2 separate regions of the Homo sapiens genome follow, and region 1 is linked to region 2. A link is an interaction called in ENCODE POLR2A ChIA-PET data of the cell type or tissue named here. Cell type or tissue: MCF 10A. All regions are shown on one strand. Each heading gives the region's core, and the rest is flanking DNA. Links, peaks and the distances in the headings are about the cores only. Region 1 has its middle 27 kb from the start of NUAK2. Region 2 holds the start of KLHDC8A (kelch domain containing 8A).

Region 1 (11,098 bases), core at 3,275-8,274, 60 kb before region 2:
ATTTTGTATTTTTAGTAGAGACGGGGTTTCTCCATGTTGGTCAGGCTGGTCTTGAACTCCTGACCTCAGGTGATCCGCCTGCCTTGGCCTCCCAAAGTGCTGGGATTACAGGCATGAGCCACCACACTTGGCCCACATTCTCCTTTTTTAAAGCTGTCCAGAATAGGGGATTCTCCATCCTTCCCTGGGTCAGAATCCCAATATCTGATCCAAGTTCATCCTGTTGACTAACCCAAATCTCTCCTGCTATTAGGGTTGCCATATTTTGCAAGTAAAAATACAGAACACAGAACACCCATTTAAATTTGAATTTCAGATAAACAATGAATAGAAGGCCAGGGGCAGTGGCTTATGCCTGTAATCCCAGCACTTTGGGAGGCTGAGGTGGGCGGATCATGAGGTCAGGAGTTCGAGACCAGCCTGATCAACATGGTGAAACCCTATCTCTACTAAAAATACAAAAATTAGCCGCGTGTGGTGGCGTGCGCCTGTAATCCCAGCTACTCAGTAGGCTGAGGCAGGAGAATTGCTTGAACCCAGGAGACGGAGGTTGTAGTGAGCCGAGACTGTACCACTGTACTCCAGCCTGGGCAAAAGAGCAAGACTCCGTCTCAAAAAAAAAAAAAACAAAAAAAAAAATGAATAACTTTTTAGTTAAGCATGTCCTGTGTAATATTATACTAAAAAAAAATTCATTGTTTATCGGAAATTCAAATGTAACTGGACATCCTTTCTTTTATCTGGCAACCCCCTGCCTGCTGTATTCCTTCTCTTTTTGTTTGGAGACAGTCTTACTGTGTCACCCAGGCTAGAGAGCAGTGGTGTGATCTCAACTCACTGCAGCCTCAACCTCCTAGGCTCAAGGGATCCTCCCACCTCAGCCTCCCAGATAGCTGGGATTACAGGCACATACCACCATGCTCAGCTAATTTTTGCATTTTTAGTAGAGATGGGGTTTCGCCATATAGCCCAGGGTGGTCTTGAACTCCTGGCCTCAAGTGATCCACCCGCCTCATCCTCCCAGAGTGCTGGGATTACAGGCGTGAGTCGCTGCACCCAACCTTGTATTCCTTCGCATGAAAGCAGCAGTTCTCAACCATTTTGATCTCAGGATCTCTTTACACTGTTAGAAATTATTGAGGACACCCAAAGAAGCTTTGTTGATGTGGGTGAATGATAGCTACTGGTATTTACCATATTAGAAAGGCAAACAGACATTTTAAAAGTAGTAATTAAGGCCAGGCGCGGTGGTTCAAACCTGTAATCCCAGCACTTTGGGAGGCCAAGGCGGGTGGATCACTTGAGGTCGGGAGTTCCAGACCAGCCTGGCCAACATGGAGAAACCCCCGTCTCTACTAAAAATACAAAAATTACCCAGGCATGGTGGCAGGCGCCTGTAATCCCAGCTACTTGGGAGGCTGAGGCAGGAGAATCGCTTGAAGCCGGGAGGTGGAGGTTGCGGTGAGCCAAGATCTCACCATGGCACTCCAGGCTGGGCAACAAGAGCAAAACTCCATCTCAAAAAAAAAAAAGAAGAATACAAAAATTAGCCGGGCATGGTGGCACATGCCTGTAATCCCAGCTACTCAGGAGGCTGAGGCAGGAGAATCACTTGAACCTGGGAGGCGGAGGTTGCAGTGAGCCGAGATCACGACACTGCACTCCAGCCTGGGTGACAGAGTAAGTCTCAAAAAAAGAAAAAAAAGCAGGAATTAAGATAACAGTAATATCTCATTATGTACATATGTACAAAAAATAATTTTTCAAAACAAAAAAAATTATTGAGGAGAGTGGCATTGTTCTACATTATTTTACAAATATTTTTTGATTTTTCAATTTTAAATTATGTTAAAAAACATAACATAAAATTACCATCTTAACCATTTTTTTTTTTTTTTGAGACTGAGTCTCACTCTGTCGCCCAGGCTGGAGTGCAGTGGTGCGATCTCAGCTCACTGCAAGCTCTGCCTCCTGGGTTCAAGCGATTCTCCTGCCTCAACCTCTCGAGTAGCTGGGACTATAGGTGCCCACCACCACGAGCGGCTAATTTTTTGTATTTTTAGTAGAGACAGCGTTTCACCGTGTTAGCCAGGATGGTCTCAATCTGCTGATCTCGTGATCCACCCGCCTCAGCCTCCCAAAGTGCTGGGATTACAGGCGTGAGCCACCGTGCCCAGCCCATCTTAACCATTTTTAAGCATATAGTTCAATAGTGTTAAATATATTCATCAATTGAGACCAGAAGGTCAAGGCTGCAGTGAACCATGATTGCGCCACTGCACTCCAGCCTGGGCGACAGAGTGAAACTCTGCCTCAAAAAAATAAATAAATATATTCACACAATTGTGCAGAGGTAGATTCTTATACCTCCAACTGCTGCATTTGGTATGTTGTAATATCACACACCGTGAATCTCTGGAAAACTCCACTGTACACTCATGAGAGAATGAGAGTGAAAAAGGCAAATGATGTTTCCTTATTATTAGTAAAACAGTTCTAGGCCTATAATCCAGCACTTTGGGAGGCCAGGTTGGGTGGATCACTTGAGTCCAGGAGTTCGAGACCAGCCTCGAGGGCAACATAGTAAGGCCCTGTCTCTACAAAAAGTACAAAAAATTAGCCAGGGGTGGTGGCACGTGCCTGTGGTCTCACCTGAGCCCAGGAAGTCAAGGCTGCAGTGAGCCATGATCACACCACGGCACTCCAGCCTGGGTGACAGAGCGAGACCCTGTCTCATAACACCACCACCACCAACAACAAACCCCACTTCTGACTGTGTGTACCTTCTGAAAAGATTTGGGGAGCCCCCAGGGGTTCCCCCAGGGGTTCCTGGACCACACTTGGAGAACCAGTGCTCTAGCACAATGCCAGAGACTTCAGTGGTGATCGGTATCTACTCCTTTGCCCCGCAAGTTAATTTGGGATGGGGGATGATGTGACACCACACACATAATTTAATGTAATTCCAAGCTGTTCTTTTTTCTGAGATGAGTGGTGCAGATGTGGGGAATCTTGGGGCTAGAGAGACTGCCCCAAAAGGCCTGGGTATGGGACTCAGTTGTGAGGTGGACCAAGCTGACTTAGCTGTGAAGGACAGAACTGCAGTTCTGTGTTCCTGGAGCCTTAAAGAGGCATCTAAAGAAAGTCAACCCTGCTAGGCGGAAAGACAGAATGGGTGAGCCTGGTGGGAGGCCAGGGTCAAGGAGCCAGCCGTGTGCTGCCCACCCCACCCCCAACCATGACTGGCGAGGGAGGGAGTTGACCAACTCCACTCCTCACCCCTACCTGGCATCTGTCTGCCTATTCTTTTTTTTCCCCCTTTTTGTGGAGAATGGGGTCTTGAGATATTGACCAGGCAGGTTTTGAACTCCTGGGCTCAAGCTACCTTCCGCCTCTGCCTCCCTAAGTGCTGGGATTACAGGTGTGAGCCACCACGCCCAGTCTGTCTGCCCATTCTGACCCTCGTGGGCATTTCCAGCAAGGGCTGGGACAGCAAGGCTAACATTGCTTATGAGGAATGACTTGGGCTCTCAAATATCTGCTCTACTAACTCTGCCCCTGGGCCCAGGCGTGCAGAGCCCCACAGCTGGGGGGCTTATTCCTTGACTGACCAATCCAGTGACGCAAGAGTGGGGACCGAAAACAGCCAGTTTTCAGTGTAGCCACGTCAACACAAGCAGTCCCATGACAACCAGCTCCAGTGGAACTGGGGCGTCTTACTACACACACCCTTGGCACACTCACCTCTGTGCTGTTTTTTTTTTTTTTCTTTTTGAGATGGAGTTTTTGCTCATGTTGCCTAGGGTGGAGGGCAATGGTGCGATCTCGGCTTACCTCAACCTCTGCCTCCCGGGTTCAAGCAATTCTCCTGCCTCAGCCTCTCGAGTAGCTGGGATTACAGGCATGTGCCTGGCTAATTTTGTATTTTTAGTAGAGACGGGGTTTCTCCGTGTTGGTCAGGCTGGTCTCGAACTCTCGACCTCAGGTGATCCGCCCGCCTTGGCCTCCCAAAGTGCTAGGATTATAGGCGTGAGCCACAGTGCCCAGCCACCTCTGTGCTGTTAACATCCATCCTGTAGGTGTTAGTTTATGGCCCCAACTTTATTATAAGTAAATTCCTTGAAGGAGGGGACGTGCCTCAATTGCTTCTGTATTTTCCATGGCACCTAGAACAATAGTAAGGTCTTAATAAATGTTGATGTGTTTATTAGGGAATGGGTTTTCACTTGATTTAACTATCAAGTTCCCCTTTATAAGGGGCTGGGGCCAGGAAAGCGGGTGGAGGCCCTTTATTAAACATTTATTGAGTACCTGTTCTCACTCCTTAGGTTTTCTCCAGTGATGTATTGCTTAAAAAGCATGTTCATGTGTTGTCTCATTTAATCCTTGCAGTAATGTGATGGGTGTGAGCTGACTGTGAAAGTGACTCTCTAAGTCATTGCAATGCACTCTGTGGGAAGAATGTGCTAGCCCAGCAAGGCTGTCTTTGTGATGTCCGATGTGTACGTGCGTGGGGAGGCGCTCCCAAAAGCTGCGCTGGGGCAGGGTGTCCTGAACGGCGTTACCAGATGTATCTTGACAAAGAGGTTGGCACCACCATGAAGACCAATTCAACCAGCTCTCCTAGCCCAGCTTCCATGCTCTTCAAGGAGACTTCCCACTGAACTTCCGAATACCCTTGTGTGAAACTGCCACAGGCAGTGAATGTGCTCATCAGCAAACCCAAGTATCTGGTTGGTTTGACAGGGGTTTTGTTATTCATTAGAAATGAATGAATTGGCATGTTGGCTGAATCCATTCCTCTCCTAGAGCTCAGTGAGTCTGCTCCTGAGCCTCCTAGCCTGTTGATAAGCAAGGTTTCTGAGCAGCAAAGTGAGGCTGCTCACTTTGGCAAACAGGTCTTCAGGTGAGCCCGGCCACCATGTGAGGCCCTGTTGGCAGGCCAGGCTCTCCCCAGGCCCCACCTGGCCTCACCAATGGCTCTTGGATTCACAGAGGACTGCACATTGGACTGGGAGACAGGGCAAGCCAGGGGTCCCTTAGCAGAGAAGGGATCCCTGCCAGTAACTAGCCTGCTGTGAGTATGAAGTTGCCACTTACCAAGGACCCTCCTGATGGACACAACAAAGGCGATGGGTGATTGCTGCCAGGGCTCATAAAGAGGTGATTCAGAATCTAGCTGGGGGAACTTTGAAAGGTCATTGCACCTTGACCCTAGCTTCCAGGCGGGACATGTGGTGAGTTCTGCTGCAATGGCTGGGTGCCCTCACAGGCCAGAGCTCAGGTTAATGCAGCTCAGAGCTCGAATTCTGATCACAGGAAGAGAATGGTGAGGAGGATGGAGGCAGGGGTGCTGGCTGGGCCCAGAACACCAAAGGCAGAGCTGAACACTTCCACTGGGAAGTGGGGGTTTTGGCCTCTTGGGCTGGGAAATTCCTGGCCGGCACTGTCTGTTTATCAGGGAAGCTGAGTCAGACTGAAACGTATCTCCTAAAAAGCTCTGCTATTTCTAGGATTCCATCCGGTCAAAGCCAGCCTCCTCTTCCCTGGGGAATTCCTTTGAGGGTGGAGAGATAGAGGGGACAGACTGGCCTTTTCCTAGACATGGAAACCTGAAATCTGAGTTTTTGCCCATTTATGGACCTGAAATCCCCTCCCCCACCTAGGATGACTCATCCCCCAGCTTGACCCAACTGCCCCTAGAGAGGGGAAAGGGTGAAACTGAGATGGTGGGATTAGCTCAGGGAGGGGGTTGGAGGCTGGAAAGAGAAAGGAAAAGACAACTGAAAAGGATGGGGAATTCCTTTGCAAAGAGATGGTGAGGAGAGGATTTCAGAGCCAAAAAGAGGCAGAATGAGAAAGAGAGAAAGATTTTCATCCCAGAGGGAAGCTGCATGCCTGGCAGAGTAAAAATCTTCCAGGTTAAGGTAGGTTCAGGCCCTCACCTTGAGTAAATTCTGGAACTTTAGTGTGATCAGAGCCACTTGCCGTGCTTGTGAAAATGCAGAGATTCCCGTGCCCTCCCTGGGCTGTGATCCGCTTCCAGGCTCCTTCAGGGATCTGAAGTAGGAAGTTCTGAAACACAGAAAGAGGATTGACTGGGAATCCTTCTCCCAACCTGGGGCCTCTGCTGTATAAAGCGACTCACAACCCCTCTGCAGGTGCCAATGTCAGAGGCAGAGCCCTGGTCCAAGGGTGACGTTTCTAACATTCTTATAAAAATCTGTGAAAGACTTTGGCCAGGCCCAGTGGCTCAAGCCTGTGATCCCAGCACTTTAGGAGGCTGAGGCAGGTGGATCTCTTGAGGTGAGGAGTTCGAGACCAGCCTGGCCAACATGGCAAAACCCGTCTCTACTAAAAATACAAAAAAATTAGCTGGGTGTGGTGGCATGCACCTGTAGTCCCAGCTACTGGAGGAGCAGGGGGGCGCTGAGGTGGAGGATCGCTTGTGCTCAGGAGGTCGAGGCTGCAGTAAGCTGAGATTGCACCATTGTACTCCAGCCTGGGCCACAGAGTGAGATCCTGTGTCAAAAAAAAAAAAGACTTTTTATCGGATGGAGAAAGCCAGTCCCCACCAGGCCAAATATGCCTCCTCATTGCAGCACTGCCCACCTCCCCACATAATCATATCAGAGAAGCTTTGGAAAGAACTGCTTTCCTAGTCAATACAATCCTAGGATCTTTACAGCCAGAAGGGACTTCTTCAGGTATCATCTGGCGGGATTTTTCACCTGAAGCAGAAATTCCTTCTAGCAACAACCCCCACATCTCTATCTCCAACCCAAATCTCTCAAACTCCAGGCTCCTCATACCACTTATCTTTGCCTGGAGGCCTAAGTGCCTCTGACTTCACCTCACACCTCCTCCATCTGCAAGTCTTCCCCGACCCAGCTAATGGACACTCTACCCTCCAAGTTTCTCAGGCCAGAGACCATGGAGTGATTCTTGGTTTCTCTCTTTCTTTCATACCCTACATCTAATCCATCAGGAAAGCCTGTTGGCTCTAGCTTCAGAATATGTCAGAAATCTGACAACTTGTCATTTCTTTACTACTGACTCCAGTCCAAGCCCCATTACCTCTTTCCAGAATTGGACAATGTCGACCCTCCCATGGCTAGTCTCAACAAGCAGAAGAATTTTTTTTAATTCTATCTCAAAAAAAAAAAATGTCATTCCTTTGCTCAGAACTTCCTGGTGGTTGGCAATTTCATTCTGAATAAAAGCCACAGCCCATGTAATGGTTCACAAGGCCCTGTGTAATCTACCTTCCCCACCCTTGTTACCTCTCCTGACACGTCTTCTGCTACTCTCTCATGCACTCTGCTCCAGCATCAATGGCTGTTCTAGAACTTGCAACCTGCTCTTGCCTTGAGGCCTTTGCAATGGTTGTTCCCTCCACCCTGAACACTGTTCCCCCAGATAGCCACATAGCTAGCTCCACCCCCAACCCCTGCCACCAGGTTTTTATTCAAATGCCACCTTCTCAGGAAGGCCTTCTCTGATCACCCTTATTTAAAATTTCAATCCTGTCTCCTCTCCATCCCCATACCCCATCCTTATTATTAGTATTTTCCTAATTCTTATCATGACTATTTATTTATTTTTTGATATGGAGTCTTGCTCTATCGCTCAGGCTGGAGTGCAGTGGCACTATCTTGGCTCACTGCAACCTCTGCCTCCCGGGTTCAAGCTACTCTCCTGCCTCGGCCTCCTGAGTAGCTGGGATTACGGGCGCCTGCCACCATGCCCAGCTAATATTTGTATTTTTAGTAGAGACAGGGTGTCACCATGTTGGCCAGGCTGGTCTCGAACTCCTGACCTCAGGTGATCCTGCCTTTCTCTGCCTCCCAAAGTGCTGGGATTACAGGCATGAGCCACCATGCCAGGTCTATTTATTTATTTACTTATGAGACAGCGTCTCACTTTGTTGCCCAGACTGGAATACAGTGGTGCAATCTCTGCTCACTGCAACCTCTGCCTCCCGGGCTCAAGCAATCTTCCCACCTCCACCTCCCAAGTAGCTGGTACTACAGGTGTGTGCTACCATTCCTGACTAATTTTTCTTCTTTCTTTCTTTTTAGAGATAGGTTCTCACTCTCTTGCCCAGGCTGGAGTACAGTGGTACAATCTTGGCTTACTGCAGCCTTGACCTCCCAGGCTCAAGCAATCCTCCCACCTCATCCTCCCGAGTAGCTGAGACTACAGATGTGAACCACCACACCCGTCTAACTTTTGCATTTTTTTGTAGAGACAGGGTTTGGCCATGTTGCCCAGGCTGGTCTGGAACTCCTGGACTCAAGTGACCTGCCTGCCTTGACCTCCCAGAATGCTGGGACTATAGGCTTGAGCCACTGTGCCTGGCCATGGCCTTTTAATATACTATATCATTTACTTATTTACTATACTTGTCTTTCTCCACTAGAATGGATGCCCCATAAGACAAAAATCTCAGTTTTGTTCACAGATGTATCTCCAGAGCCTGGAACAGTATACACTGTTGGCACTCAGTAAATACTGAATGAATGACTGAATGACTGAATGAACATCATACTTTTTTTTTTTTTTTTTTGAAACAGAGTCTTGCTCTGTCCCCATGGCTGGAGTGCAGTGGTGTGATCTTGGCTCACTGCAATCTCCACATCCTGGTTTCAAGTGACTCTCTTGCCTCAGCCTCCTGCATAGCTGGGATTACAGGCACACGCCACCACACCTGGCTAATTTTTGTAATTTTAGTAGAGACTGGGTTTCATCATGTTGGCCAGGCTGGTCTCGAACACCTGACCTCAAGTGACCCACCTGCCTCAGCCTCCCAAAGTGCTGAGATTACAGGCATGAGTCACTGCGCCCGGCCTGCATGAATGTCCTATGTAGGTGGTTGCCTTATCAAGCTGAATCTAGTGTCTCAGTAGCCCCCACTCACTGGTCCTGGTCCTGGTCCTTGTCCTGGTCCTGCTCTCTGAGCCATGGCCTGTACATCTATTCTCTTTTCCAGAAGATCAACCGTGTCATCTATTATGTGATTCCCACCCACTCCCCTTCCCCTACTTTAAAAGTGCCCAGACTCTTCAGCTAAGACCCAGGACTCTTCCTTTGTCCTGGGTCCATCCTTGTCCTCAAGACATGTGTGGGCTATCAGTCAGCGGGCTTCAGATTCTGACTCGCAGAGCTGAAGTCCGCCTCTAGAAGCTCTACTGGAGTGTGGGCACTGTGCTTTGCAGAGGACTGTTGCTTCCCAACAGTGCTCTGGATCACTGTCTCCCCTCTCACTTTATCTGCCCAAGGAGGGCCCAAGGCAGCTGATGGGATGGAGCAGGGGGAGAGGTGAAGGGGTCATCTTGATGGTGGGTACTAACATGCTGCTGCAGTTTCCCTCCCTCTACACAGAGGACTGCCTGGACTTGCCCCGGGAAAGGGCTGAGGATGGGGAGAGGATTCCTACCAGGATTTCATGGTCCTGGTTGCAGAAGGCCCTTTGCTGTCTCTCAAAGCTGCTTCCCCACCTCCCCCAACCCTCGTCATCATCTGGGTTCTTCACATTCCGGAAGCACTGATGTGGCACTAAATATTCCTGCAGCTTCAGCCTTCTCCCTTGGGGGCCCACGTCATCGCTGTGAGCCTGGTTTCTGGAATGTTTTTGATATGAAGCATCCAGGCAGGTGAGGGGAAGGGCTGTGCAGGGTGGGATCCACAGTCCCTCATCTAGGTCTCTTTGGAACCAAGAAAATAGACATTCTCTTCCAGCTCAGATTTTCTTTCCCCAGAAGGCTTCCCCCACATCCACCCCCTCACCTTGCCCACCCTTCCCTCCACCTGGCTTAGAAGAGGTTACATAAGCAGATGCAGGAGGACACAGATGTTAGGACCGAATGGTTATGTTAGGACACAGATGTTAGGACTCTCCTTTCCTGAAAGTCCACCTCCCCCAGCCCCTGCTGAGATAGCACTGATGGAAAGGGCTGTGTCCTCTCCCTCCCTCCCCATTCCACACCCTGCGCGTCCCTTAGGTACAGGCTTTCCCTCCACTGTGTCCTCCTCTCCTCCATCCCCTCCAATTCTAGTCCTGTCCCTCACCCTTCAGCTTCTCGCCGGGCGCAGTGGCTCATGCCTGTAATCCCAGCACTTTGGGAGGCAGAGGCAGGCGGATCATGAGGTCAGGATATCGAGATCATCCTGGCTAACATGGTGAAACCCCGTCTCTACTAAAAATACAAAAAATTAGCCGGGCGTGGTGGTGGGCGCCTGTAGTCCCAGCTACTTGGGAGGCTGAGGCAGGAGAATTGCGTGAGCCCGGGAGGCGGAGCTTGCAGTGAGCCGAGATCACACCACTGCACTCCAGCCTGGGTGACAGAGCGAGACTCTGTCTCAAAAAAACAAACAAACAAAAAAACACTCTTCTGCTTCTCCCACTCACTCTCTCTCTCTCTCTCTTTTTTTTTTTTTTTTTTTTTTTGAGACTGAGTCTTGCTGTCACCCAGGCTGGAGTGCAGTGGCGCAGTCTAGGCTCACTGCAACCTCTGCCTCCCGGGTTCAAGCAATTCTCCTGCCTCAGGCTCCCAAGCAGCTGGGACTACAAACATGCTCCACCATGCCTGGCTAATTTTTTTTGTATTTTTAGTAGAGACGAGGTTTCACCATGTTGGCCAGGCTGGTCTCGAACTCCTGACCTCAGGTGATCCATCCACCTTGGCCTCCCAAAGTGCTGGGATTACAGGCATGAGCCACCACGCCTGGCCTCACTCTCTTCTTTCTTAGCTTTCTCTTGGGGCTTGTGGAGACTAGGAAAGGGCACTTGGGAAATTGGCATATTCCTTGTGCCTGCAAAAGAACCTGGCATATAATGGATGCTCATATAATAAATATTTATAAATAAACCTGGCATATAAATTTATAGTTCCTTCACTTACATTCTTTTATCCAATTCTCCAAACACCATGCCATTCAAGTGAGTCTGTGGGATGCCAAACCTGGGTTTGAGGTCTGATTTCTCCATTTGCTATCAAGTTCCTTTTTTTTGAGACAGAGTCTTGTTCTGTTGCCCAGGCTGGAGTGCAGTGGCACAATCTCAGCTCACTGCAACTATCGCCTCCCAGGTTCAAGG
Region 2 (11,098 bases), core at 1,953-6,952:
TCTTTAAATGCCCATTAGTAAGTTAATATTGCCCCTTCCAAAGTCAGCAGCATCCTCCATTCTTCTTAATTAAAAAGAGCTCCACGTCCTGGCAGAGCTGAGAGACGGCTCTGAATGATTTACACACCAGCCCTGCTGCTTCCAGCTGGGAAATCAGCAAGGAAGATTGATTGGCAGATGGGCCAGCCTGCCTATCATGATGGCGTGCGTGCCTGTGTGTGCATGTGTGTGTGTGCATGCATGTGTGTGCGCGCACGCATGTGTGTGTGCATGTGTGTGTGTGTGCTGAGGCACTGGGAGCTGGCTCTCCTTCTGGCAGGCTCTAAATGAGCAGGGCCACAGACCCACAGTCCAGCCCCATGGGGCTCTGCAGGCCTAGAGGTAGAGGGCCTGCTAGAAACAGAAGGCTAAACAAAAGGCTGGCCTGCTCACCCTCACCGGAGTCCCTCTTCCTAGGAAAACTGCCTTATTTGGAAGACAAAAGCTCATTTGTTGTCTCATCCCCACCCAGGAGAGAAGGGTCCACTCCCCGAAGATTCCTCTTGTTTCCACATAGAGATTCCTCACCTGGTACATAGCATATATTGGGCTTTTATTTGATCATCACTGCTCACTTTAAGAGCAGGCTTTCGATCTGTGAGCCCGCGGAGTATACACCATGAGCAAAGCTCACCCTCCCGAGCTGAAAAAATTTATGGACAAGAAGTTATCATTGAAATTAAATGGTGGCAGACATGTCCAAGGAATATTGCGGGGATTTGATCCCTTTATGAACCTTGTGATAGATGAATGTGTGGAAATGGCGACTAGTGGACAACAGAACAATATTGGAATGGTGGTAATATGAGGAAATAGTATCATCATGTTAGAAGCCTTGGAATGAGTATAAATAATGGCTGGTCAGCAGAGAAACCCATGCTCTCTCTCCATAGGTCCTGTTTTACTATGATGTAAAAATTAGGTCATGTACATTTTCATATTAGACTTTTTGTTAAATAAACTTCTGTAATAGTCAAAAAAAAAAAAAAAAAAAAGAGGAGGCTTTCTTGGCTGGGCGTAGTGGCTCATGCCTGTAATCCTATCACTTTGGGAGGCTGAGGCGGGCGGATCACCTGAGGTCGGGAGTTTGAGACCAGCCTGATCAACATGGAGAAACCCCGTCTCTACTAAAAATACAAAAATTAGCCAGGGATGGTGGCGCATGCCTGTAATCCCAGCTACTTGGGAGGCTGAGGCAGGAGAATCACTTGAACCTGGGAGGTGGAGGTTGCGGTGAGCTGAGATGGTGCCATTGCACTCCAGCCTGGGCAACAAGGGCGAAACTCCGTCTCAAAAAAAAAAAAAGGAGGTTTTCTCATGGCCTGCCTCTCCTTCCTTGCCTCCCTCCTAACTCCAAATTTTGTCTGACTCTGACATCCAGGGGGATCCAAGGCTGTGGGCCCTTTATGGGGCTGGGAAGAGGATGATGAGGTTCACAGTTTAGGCTGTTTAGGCTGGCATGACACTCAGCCCGGGCCCTCCAGAGAGCCGGGAAGTGACAGCAGTCACCCTGAAAGGTCCCAGGCCTCTTTGCTTCTCCCAGCAGGCCTTGAGGCAGCCTTGTTGTCCATCCCATGCCTCTACTCACTTCTAAGAGCCCACCAGCCTCCCTGGGTGCCAGAGAGGGAGGTCCCGCTCACTCTCCAGATGGAAGGAGGTGCCAGGTCACTGGGGCAGGACCTGTACAGAGGTAGGGAGTGGCTTTTGCTCTCTCCTCACCTCTCCCCTTCTCCTCTGGCACTTTACATTACACACACACACACACATACACACACCCCTTGTTCCCAGAGAAAGGACCAGACAGAGGCACACTGGAGAGGAGGGGGTGGGGACTGGAGCCCAGGCATCATCCAGTGCTTTGCTTTCACCCCCGCTCCCTAGGGAGACGGCAATCTGCTGCAGCAGCAAGGTTGCCATCTGGCGTGCTGACCTGTGCTCTCTGTGCTGGAGACGGGAGAGGGCGGGGACGCGTGATGAGCTGGCTGCGAGTGTGTTGTGTATATGTGTGTCTAAGAAGCCATGAGAGTCTGGAAAGGTGAGAACCAGGCCAAGCTTTGGGTGAATCAAAGGATCTGCCTGTCCTCATCACTCGGCACTCCTGGGGCAGGTGGGTGTGTACCTGAGGATCTCTAAGGAGCCCCAGGAAGCCTGCATTTCTCTCCCAGTGAAGGAGGGAGTGGCAGGGCCTTGGCCCTTGAGCATCCTCCTGTAGCCTGTCGCCAGGAGAATGTGGCTGCCTGCTTAGCACCCAGGAGCTGCCAGTCCATCCCTGCACATCACTAGGCAAGAAACAGAGGGACAATTTTATTCACACCCAGACCTAACAGCTGCCCCCCACGAGGAACCACCACTAGGGATCCAGTGTGTCCTTTGTTCCTCTCTAGTCCTGGCCCAGAAAGGACTATTTTCTTCCTTGGATGCCATCTCCCTGCTTTGGTCCCAGTCTTGGGAATTATGTTCTGAGAGATTCCTTGATAAAAATCCTCCCTAAATCACAGGTTGTACCTCAGTGCAGGGGTCAGCAAGCTATGCCTGAGGGCCAACCCTGGCCTGCTGCCTGTTTCTGTATGGCCTGAAATCTAAGAACAATTTTTACATTTTTAAATGATTGGGGAAAAAAAATCAAAAGAAAAATATTTTGGGATACATGAAAGTGATATGAAATTCACATTTCAGCATCTATAAATAAAGTTATATTGGAACACAGCCACACTCACTCATTTACGTGTTGTCTATGGCGGCTTTCCCACTACAACAGCAGAATGGAGTAGTTGCAACAGAGAGCGCATGGCCCGCAAAGCATAAAATGTTTACTATCTGGCCCTTTACAGAAAATGCTTGTGCCCTCCCCTGCACCTTAGGCTGTTTTAAGGGAACAAGGGGAATGCCACCTTATTCTTTTTATTTTTTGTTTTCTTGTTTGTGTGATACAAGGTCTCACTCTGTCACCCAGGCTGGAGTGCAGTGGCACCATCGTGGCTCACTGCAGCCTCCCGGGCCCAATCAATCCTCCCGCCTCAGTCTCCTGAGTAGCTGGGACTATAGACACGCACCACTCCCAGCTTGCCACCTTATTCTTGACAACGTGCTTCACACCACCGTGGCAATGTTAAGTTGACACGGCAATATCTAGTGGCAATAAAAGGAAACAAACATTTTGAGGGCCCTTGTTGTATACCAGGGACATTTACTCTGTTTATCACATAATCTCTACAACAACCTTGAGAGAAACAAGCACTAAGAGGTCTATTTACATAAGGAAGGAATGGGAGAGATTAGGAAACTCACCAAAGCTATTAGAGTTAGGCAGAACAGGATGCTGGATTCAAACTCAGATCTGCCTAACCCCACAGCCCATATCCTCTTCAGGCCACCATGATTCTAAGATGACCACCAGCAGCCCAGCGAGGACCCACTCAAATGGCTGCTGGTTTGGGCTACCCCCATGAACAGGCAGGGCAATTGGGACTTAGGCTTTAGGGATCCAGGCCCCACCTCAGCTCGCTCCACCTCAGAGCCTGGTCCTGAGCATGGGCCACAGACAAGCCAACAATAGTGACAGCTCCACATCAGCGCCATCTCCCTTTTCTTGCCTCTTTCCTCAACCTTTGCTATCTATTTTCATCACCTTTTAGCTTTCTTTGGAAAGATTAAATTTGCATTTAAATAGAAAACCTCTTGAATGACTCTGATGTAACTTTAGGTACTAATTACAAATTCATTCCTCTTTAAATATTAAGGCACTTCAGTTCATCTCAGGGGTGATGGACAGCAGCAATGCTTGGTATTGATGTGTAATGAATATTGAGCTGTTTATTGCAAAGCGCTTACAATCCCTCACCAGCAGAGGGCAGACAGGAGATGTTCTCAAGACCTATATGGGAGATGTCTTGGGAGCCTAAAATCTGCTAAAAATAAATATCTGTAAGCAGTAATCCTTGAGAGAAATTGGAAGATGGCCAGTGGGATGGAAGCTGCTGGGGGTAGGGTGGGAGCACCCAGAAGTCCTCGGGTTGCCAGTTTCCTCAGTTGCTTATAAGTGTCTCAAGGCAGGTGCATTCATCACTCTTTCCCATCACCAAAACTAATGCCTGGCATTCAATGGGGACCCAAGGAATATTTACTGAATGAATGAGGGAATGAATGAATGAATGGATGAATAAGGCAATTAATCATGATGGGAGAGATCATTCATTCAACTACTATAATGAGTCAGGCATTGCACTTGATAATTTACGTAAGTCTCTTTGTTAAATGATTGATTCCTTTGGATATTTCCCAGGGTCATGAAGATGACGCACAAATTCTCCTTTCTCCTGAAGAATTGCACTTGGTATTTTACCTGCTGATTTCATAGGTGACAAAACAAACTCAGAGAGGTGAAGCAATTAGCCTCAGAGCACCCAGTTCAATCTGAAGCTCAGCCAGGACCCAAACGCTGGTCTCAGGCTCTGAGCCTGGCTCTCTATAAAGTGTATCACTCCCCCTCATCCTGGTGCTAGGCTGGTTATTCCAGTGTTCACAGTGTCACACCCTAATCTTGGCCCTTGTCCTCAAGATGCTGGGAGCCCAAAGTCCAGTCCAGCCTCTCAGCCAGGCTTAATGCCTGGGCTCCAGCCAAACCACTCTATTGCCTGATGCCCAATAGGCCTTTCATTTCCTGCCTCCATACTTGGCTTTGTGCTTTCTGCTTCACATGCTCCTTCCTGCTTGTTGACATTCTATTCATCCTTCAGGGCTTGGCCTGAATGCCGCCTCCTCCACGCCTTGCATGATCCCTGCAGGCAAGAGTCATTTTTCCCGTTTCTATAGAACTTCATCTATAACTATGTTAGCATGATAATAACCACCACTCATTATTCTAAACACCACACTACATTCTTTACATATTTTGTATAATTTGAACCTCATAAAAAGTCAATAATAACAATAATAATCATCTTTAACAAGTATATGGTGCTCAATATGCGTCATGAACTGATCAGAGTTTGGTGTGTGTGTGAGTTGTGTGTGTGTATAATTTAGCCTATAAAGTAGGTACTATTATTATTGTCATTGTACAAAGGTGAAAACTTAGACTTAGAGAGGTTAAATGACTTGCCCAAGGTCACACAGCCAGAACAGGGATGTGACATCTAGCTTGCCTGGCCCCGGAATCCCCATACCTGTCTATGTAGATATTCTTTCTTACCAGATGGTAAGCATCGGAAGGCAGGAACCATGTTATGTGCCATTGCTGTCAAAGCACTTTCCCTTCGGAGCCAAGCACAGCAATGTGTATGTACATAGTAGGTAGTCCATAAGTTTTAAAAATCTTAATTTTAGACCCAGGGGCATGTGCGCAGGTTTGTCACAAGGGTGTATTTCGTGTTGCTGTGGTTTGGGTTTCTATTGATCCCGTCACCTGTATAGTGAACACAGTAACCTAATAGGAAGTTTCTCAGCCCTTGTCCCCCTCCCCCCCTCCCTCCTTTTTGAGTTCCCAGTGTCTATTGTTCCCATCTTGATGTCCATCTGCATCCAGGGTTTACCTCCCACGTTTGTAAGTGAGAATATGCAATATTTGGTTTTCTGTTTGATATTCCATAAAGTTGAGCTGAATTCGGATCAGAAGCCAGAAGTTCTGGAGGTTGGCTGTATGTTGGTCAGTCTGTGCCCTGGACAGCAATCTTTGGAGTTAATTAGCTGGGTTAAAACCAGATGGGAAGGAACCTTTAACTTCAAAGCTAGAGAGGCCCAGCTGAGGAGAAAAGGCCCTTGGAGACCCTTGTCCCTCCTGACCCCCATGCCAGCCTGTCTACCTGGGCAGCCCTCCTCTCACAGACACCACTGCCTGTCTCCCCACCAGCAGGCCCTCAGAATGCCAAGGCATCACTCTGCATAGATGGATTGAAATAAAACTTACCTGACTGGAGGGAAAAGGATCGACACCCGGCGATCATCTGCAAAAGACAAAGAAGGGGAGGGGCCGGGAGAGGGTCGAGCGGGTGTTGGCTCTGAGGCTTGTCCTAGGAGCTGGCTGGGAATAGAGTCGGCAAGGTCCCCAGGGTCCCCAGGGCTTCCTCCACAATTGATGAGTCCACTGCTGCTGCCTCTGGCTGATCGACTGGGATGCAGCCAGGCCCCTATGCACAGGGCATGGGGCCAGCCCCGCCCTGAATGCACAGAAACTTGGGGTCCCTGAGTTCCAGGAGGCGTGACCCCCCTACTGAGAGGGCCTCAGCCAGCTCGTCAGAGCCCCAGTGTCTCCGCGCCTCTCCCTCCACCCAGTCTCAGCTGCAAAGGCCCGCTCTGCGAGGAGAGCGGGTGAGGGGGCGGACACGCTCACACACACAGACAATAACTGCCATGGAAACTAACCAACAAAAAGAAGATTTAGGGAGCCGGACTCCTCTGCCAGATGGGAGAGAATGGAGGGAAGAGAGAAAGGGGCTGTCCTTTGCAACGCTGCCAGTTATGCAAAGGGCAAATGTGCACCTCAGCCCTAATCCAACAATTGCAGATTTTTCCCTCCTCAGGGGTGGGGCTGTGGGTAAAAGGCAGAGAAGTGGGTTGACCTTTTTATATGAAGGTCCCAAACAGCCACCCCATACCTTTGCCTTTCTATGCACAGAGGAGGCATCAGTGTGGTCCAGCGTGGGTGCGAGATTCCCAAGGAAATGCTCAGCACCGCTGGCAAAGCGAAACTCGTTCCACAAAGCAACGTGTTTTACCAGGTCAAGCTGAACCTCAGGGGAATTTGATCACTTTACTTGGGCAGAAGGCTTGAAGGACTTTCTTAGATGAAAAGCCCACTGTTTAATGGGTAGCAAAACAAGGCTTTTCTTCAAGACCAACCTTTCTATCCATGATGTTAAATCTGACTGCCCGTAGTTTAAAGAAAGCCGGGGATGGAGTGGGGGCTAGCATCGATATGGCTTTCCTTCCGATGGCCTTTAGTTTTGTTTGGGGAGATTTTTCTCTCTGGGATAAAAGAAAATCTAATGAGGGAACTTAAAAAAAATTCTCTGGAGGTACTGTAAGGGAAATAAGGTAATCTGAGCACCAGAAATCCTGCTCTAACTCTTTAGCTGTGTGACCTTTGGCAAGTTTCTTCGTCTGTAAAATGGGACCAATGGGGTTGTAGAGAGGATTAAATGAGGTAATATGTGTAACGTGCTTAGAACAGTACCTGGCTCATAGTATTTGCCATTGTTATGGCTATTGTTGTTAATCTTTCTGATCCTCCCTTTCCTCAGCTATAAAATGGAGCCAGTGACACCAATCTCTCATGGATTAAGTGTGAGGATGAATCATGTCGTTATAACTGATGGAGTGGTGGTTATAAGGGTGTATACATTTGTCAAAAACCATCAAACTGTGGGTTTTATTGTGTGTAATTTATACCTCAACTTTTTAAAATATAGGTTTATATCACCAGGTAAAGCAGCCATGAGTGTCTAGAACATAGGAAATATTTATTCCCTTCTTCCTCCCTAGCCATCTTTTCAGGAAGAGAGGAAAGAGAAAGTGAATGTTAGAAGAAAGAAGTAAAATAGAGAATTGCTGGGTGCAGTAGCTCATGCCCATAATCCCAGCACTTTGGGAGGCCAAGGTAGGAGGATCATTTGAGACTAGTCTGGGCAACATGGCAAAACCCCACCTCTACAGGAAATACAAAACTTAGCCGGGTATGGTGGTGTTTACCTGTGGTCCCAGGTAGTTGGGAGGCTGAGGTGGGAGGATCATTTGAGCCTGAGGAAGTCGAGGCTGCAGTGAACTGAGATCATGCCACTGCATTCCAGTCTGGGTGACAGAGTAAGACCCTGTCTCAAAAAAAAAAAAAAAAAAAGTGAAAAGGAGCATTGCATAAGAAAGAGGCCATATTGATTTTGTAGGTAATGGGCTATCTGTTGAGACTCAGTTATTCTGGCTATTTCCTGAGTCTTGAATATCAATCTGTCACCTGCAAAGGCAATACCTGGGTAAATGAGTTGCCTTTCTTAACCCTCTCCTAATTTCATATCCTAGTATAAGAAAGTGAACTGCACTGCAGGGTGCTTCCTACTCCTGTTCTGGAAGCCTTTTCATCACTATTACTTCTCCACCACAACTATCCCTTTGTCTCCCAGATGCCCTGCTGGGCTGCACTTTGGTTCCTGAACAAGGTGGCCTGGGGACCATTGGCTGCAAGGTGTCACACCTAATGAAGTGTTGGCCAGGGCAGACTGCTGTCCATCAGAACAGCCCATGATGAACTGAGTTAGATATACCTGGAGGAGACTGCTACAACCTAATTAAAGAGGAATTGTGTGTGTATGTGTGTGTGTGTGTGAAGGGACTGGGAGGATGGAGAATAGTATGTAATTAAGAATCAAGTAAAAGTAATCCCTGGAGATAGACTACAGACCTCAAGCTGACAGCTTGCCTGAACCATAACTGCTTGGGTGATAGTGGAGATTGGAGTCATGCTGCCAAGTGGTCCCAAACCAAAGGGAAGCTTGCTGTTTGTCTCTGTTTGTTCTATGGGGTGAAGTCTATAAATAAATAAATAAGATATTTCACATCCGAGAACAATTTAAACTCAATTTGTAAATATCCATTCTAAGCAAATATGGATGGGCGATGGCTCTTCTATTTTGTTTGGGATTACAAGACTGAAAAAGAGGCAAATGTGGCCAGGCGCGGTGGCTCAAGCCTGTAATCCCAGCACTTTGGGAGGCCGAGGCGGGCAGATCACGAGGTCAGGAGATCGAGACCATCCTGGCTAACACAGTGAAACTCCGTCTCTACTAAAGATACAAAAAAAAAATTAGCTGGGCTTGGTGGCGGGCGCCTGTAGTCCCAGCTGCTTGGGAGGCTGAGGCAGGAGAATGGCGTGAACCCGGGAGGCAGAGCTTGCAGTGAGCCCAGATCGCGCCACTGCACTCCAGCCTGGGCAACAGAGTGAGACTCTGTCTCAAAAAAAAAAAAAAAAAAAAGAAAGAAAGAAAGAAAGAAAAAGAGGCAAATGCAAAGATGGTGATGAAGAGGCTTCAAAGATGAAATCCTTTCAGGATCATGGCTCTCATCCCTCCAGAAATGTTTATATCTAGGGACAGGGAAGAAAGGAGGATGAGTTCAGATTGTGATAACTAAGATAATCACTAAGATGATTGTAGCCCTACATTACAATTCTCAATGTCAAACCCTGGAGATGAAGAGGTCTAACATTTAGCCCAGAACCTTTCCAGTGATGAAAACAAACAACGACTCTTTTGGCATTGGTCTGATATTCAGTGACAGAATAAAGTTTGTTCCAGCCGAAATTAGCAGGCTAGGGTCCAGGTTAAAATGCAAACAAAGAAAGCAGCCCAGAGGCAGCTGGGATTCTGGGACACAGATAAGTCACAAAGCTGGGTTTATCTGCAGGGTTCAGGATTGATCAGCTCAGCGTATATTTCCAAGGCTCTTCTCTACTCAGCCACCCCTCCCAGCTCAAAAAACAAGAGGCCCACACCAAAATATAAAAAGGTGCTGGATCTAAAATCCTGCCTAATTTAAGCTCTGCTCACAAAGGAGGCCAGAGAGCAGAGGGAGGGGTGGAAATCAAATAAGTAAATGTCAGCCCTGCAGTTGGGTAGAAGCCATTAGCCAGGCAGAGCATCCAATTAGAAGCCATTGAATTAGAGCAGTGAAAGAAGGGCCTCACGTCAGAGGGCACTGCGGGGAGGGCCGGCACAAGTGGGCAGGAAGGAACGCGGGGTGGCGATCAATGGAGGATTACCGGAAGATGTGCAAATGGCAGGAACAGATGCCTTCCAAATGACAGGGCACCCGGTCCAGATACTCTACATAAAATGCCCACATGGTTCCTTTGTCCTCCCCCAAATCCTGTCTGAGGGAGTCCAGCCATCTCATGGGCTATTTTGGAAAACACTGCTCCCTTTTGCCTCAACCCAGAGATAAAATGGGCAGCTCTCAGCCACTCTCGGATTAATCTGAACAGACAAAGAAGGGGAGCAAATCCCTTGGCAAATGGTGCCTGGGAGATTTCATTTTTCCGCTTTGCAGTACAAACCTACTCAAACAGATACTAAAATACAAAGCGAAGTTTGTTCACATGGAGATGTTTTTATTTAAAACTATAATATTATTTTATTTTGTAATCAGTAATTGTCAATGCTCAATCTTTTTTTTTTTAACAAATTCTTATTTCCTTGTTCAGAGAAGAAAAAGATTCACATTTCCTTCCTTTCTCCTAAATTAGAAGATTTCAGATTCAGTCTCTTAGAAGCCACGTAATTTGCCTGTGATGCCCATGTCCCACTGATCCTAGAACTTTAGGGAGAAAAGTCCACTGTGAAAATAAAAATAGAAAGTAGTTCTGATTTAGGACAATCGAGTCTTACATATTCATTTAACAACCAGCTAATGGCACCTCCTGAGTACGCAGCATGAGCTGGCAGAGCACATTGGTCTGGTGCTCAGGAAGCTTCCAGGCTCAGGCAGGGTTAAGACACAAGGCTAGCCTCTGCAGAGTGGAAGGAAGCATGTGTTACGGGACACACAATGGGTCTGCTCTTTGCGCTTTGGGAGTGGAGAGGAAGAAGTAATCATAACTATCAGAGGATGCCAGAGAAGACCTTGTGGGAGAGAGGGTCTTTGAGCAGGGCCTTTGAAGAGGTGTCAGATTTGGGTCAAAATGAGTCGGGGGCATTCCAAGAAGATACAGTGCATCGATGTTGCAGACTGGAATGTGGTTGAGACTAACTGTAGGGCTACCAGATACAACAGAGGATGCCCAGTTAAATCTGAATATTTAGGATATCCCAAAAAACGATTTGTTGTTTAAAATTAAGATTTAAGTGAGTATCTTTTACCCACTGTCTATTTTTTACCCCGTCTATTATTCCTAGAAATTTCTCTTTGTTTTTGGTAGAGTTGGGATCTCACTTTGTTGCCCAGGCTGGTCTTGAACTCCTGGACTCGATTGAACCTCCCACCTCAGCCTTCCAAAGTGCTGGGATTACAAGCATGAGCCACCACGCCCGGCCCAACATTTTTATTTCCTGAATCTGGCAACCTCATGACAAGAGCA

Evidence for each region. ChIA-PET counts read pairs that join two places held together with the same protein. Peaks named below come from ENCODE experiments on the same cell type or tissue, not always from the same donor. Only the 100,000 strongest peaks of a DNase experiment are listed, where the experiment ranks them.
Region 1: POLR2A ChIA-PET joins it to region 2 with 5 read pairs; 9 of 35 experiments call an interaction of 5 or more read pairs at or near these places.

Annotation. Positions count from the first base shown.
Region 1 is chr1:205,289,088-205,300,185 of GRCh38, forward strand. No RefSeq gene overlaps it. Among named protein-coding and RNA genes, the nearest start is that of NUAK2, 27 kb to the right of the region's middle. RefSeq lists enhancers at 2,594-2,833, 4,830-6,029, 5,558-6,411. In MCF 10A, for the core only: no CTCF peak of the experiment used is centred there; DNase peaks (open chromatin) are centred at 5,504 and 7,934.
Region 2 is chr1:205,350,589-205,361,686 of GRCh38, forward strand. It overlaps KLHDC8A (kelch domain containing 8A), which reads right to left and starts at 6,334. Exons shown (of 6, transcript NM_018203.3): 1 at 5,945-6,334. It also overlaps the pseudogene SNRPGP10. RefSeq lists an enhancer at 1-831. In MCF 10A, for the core only: CTCF peaks have their summits at 1,964, 3,877 (motif pointing right) and 4,079; DNase peaks (open chromatin) are centred at 1,993, 3,883 and 4,673.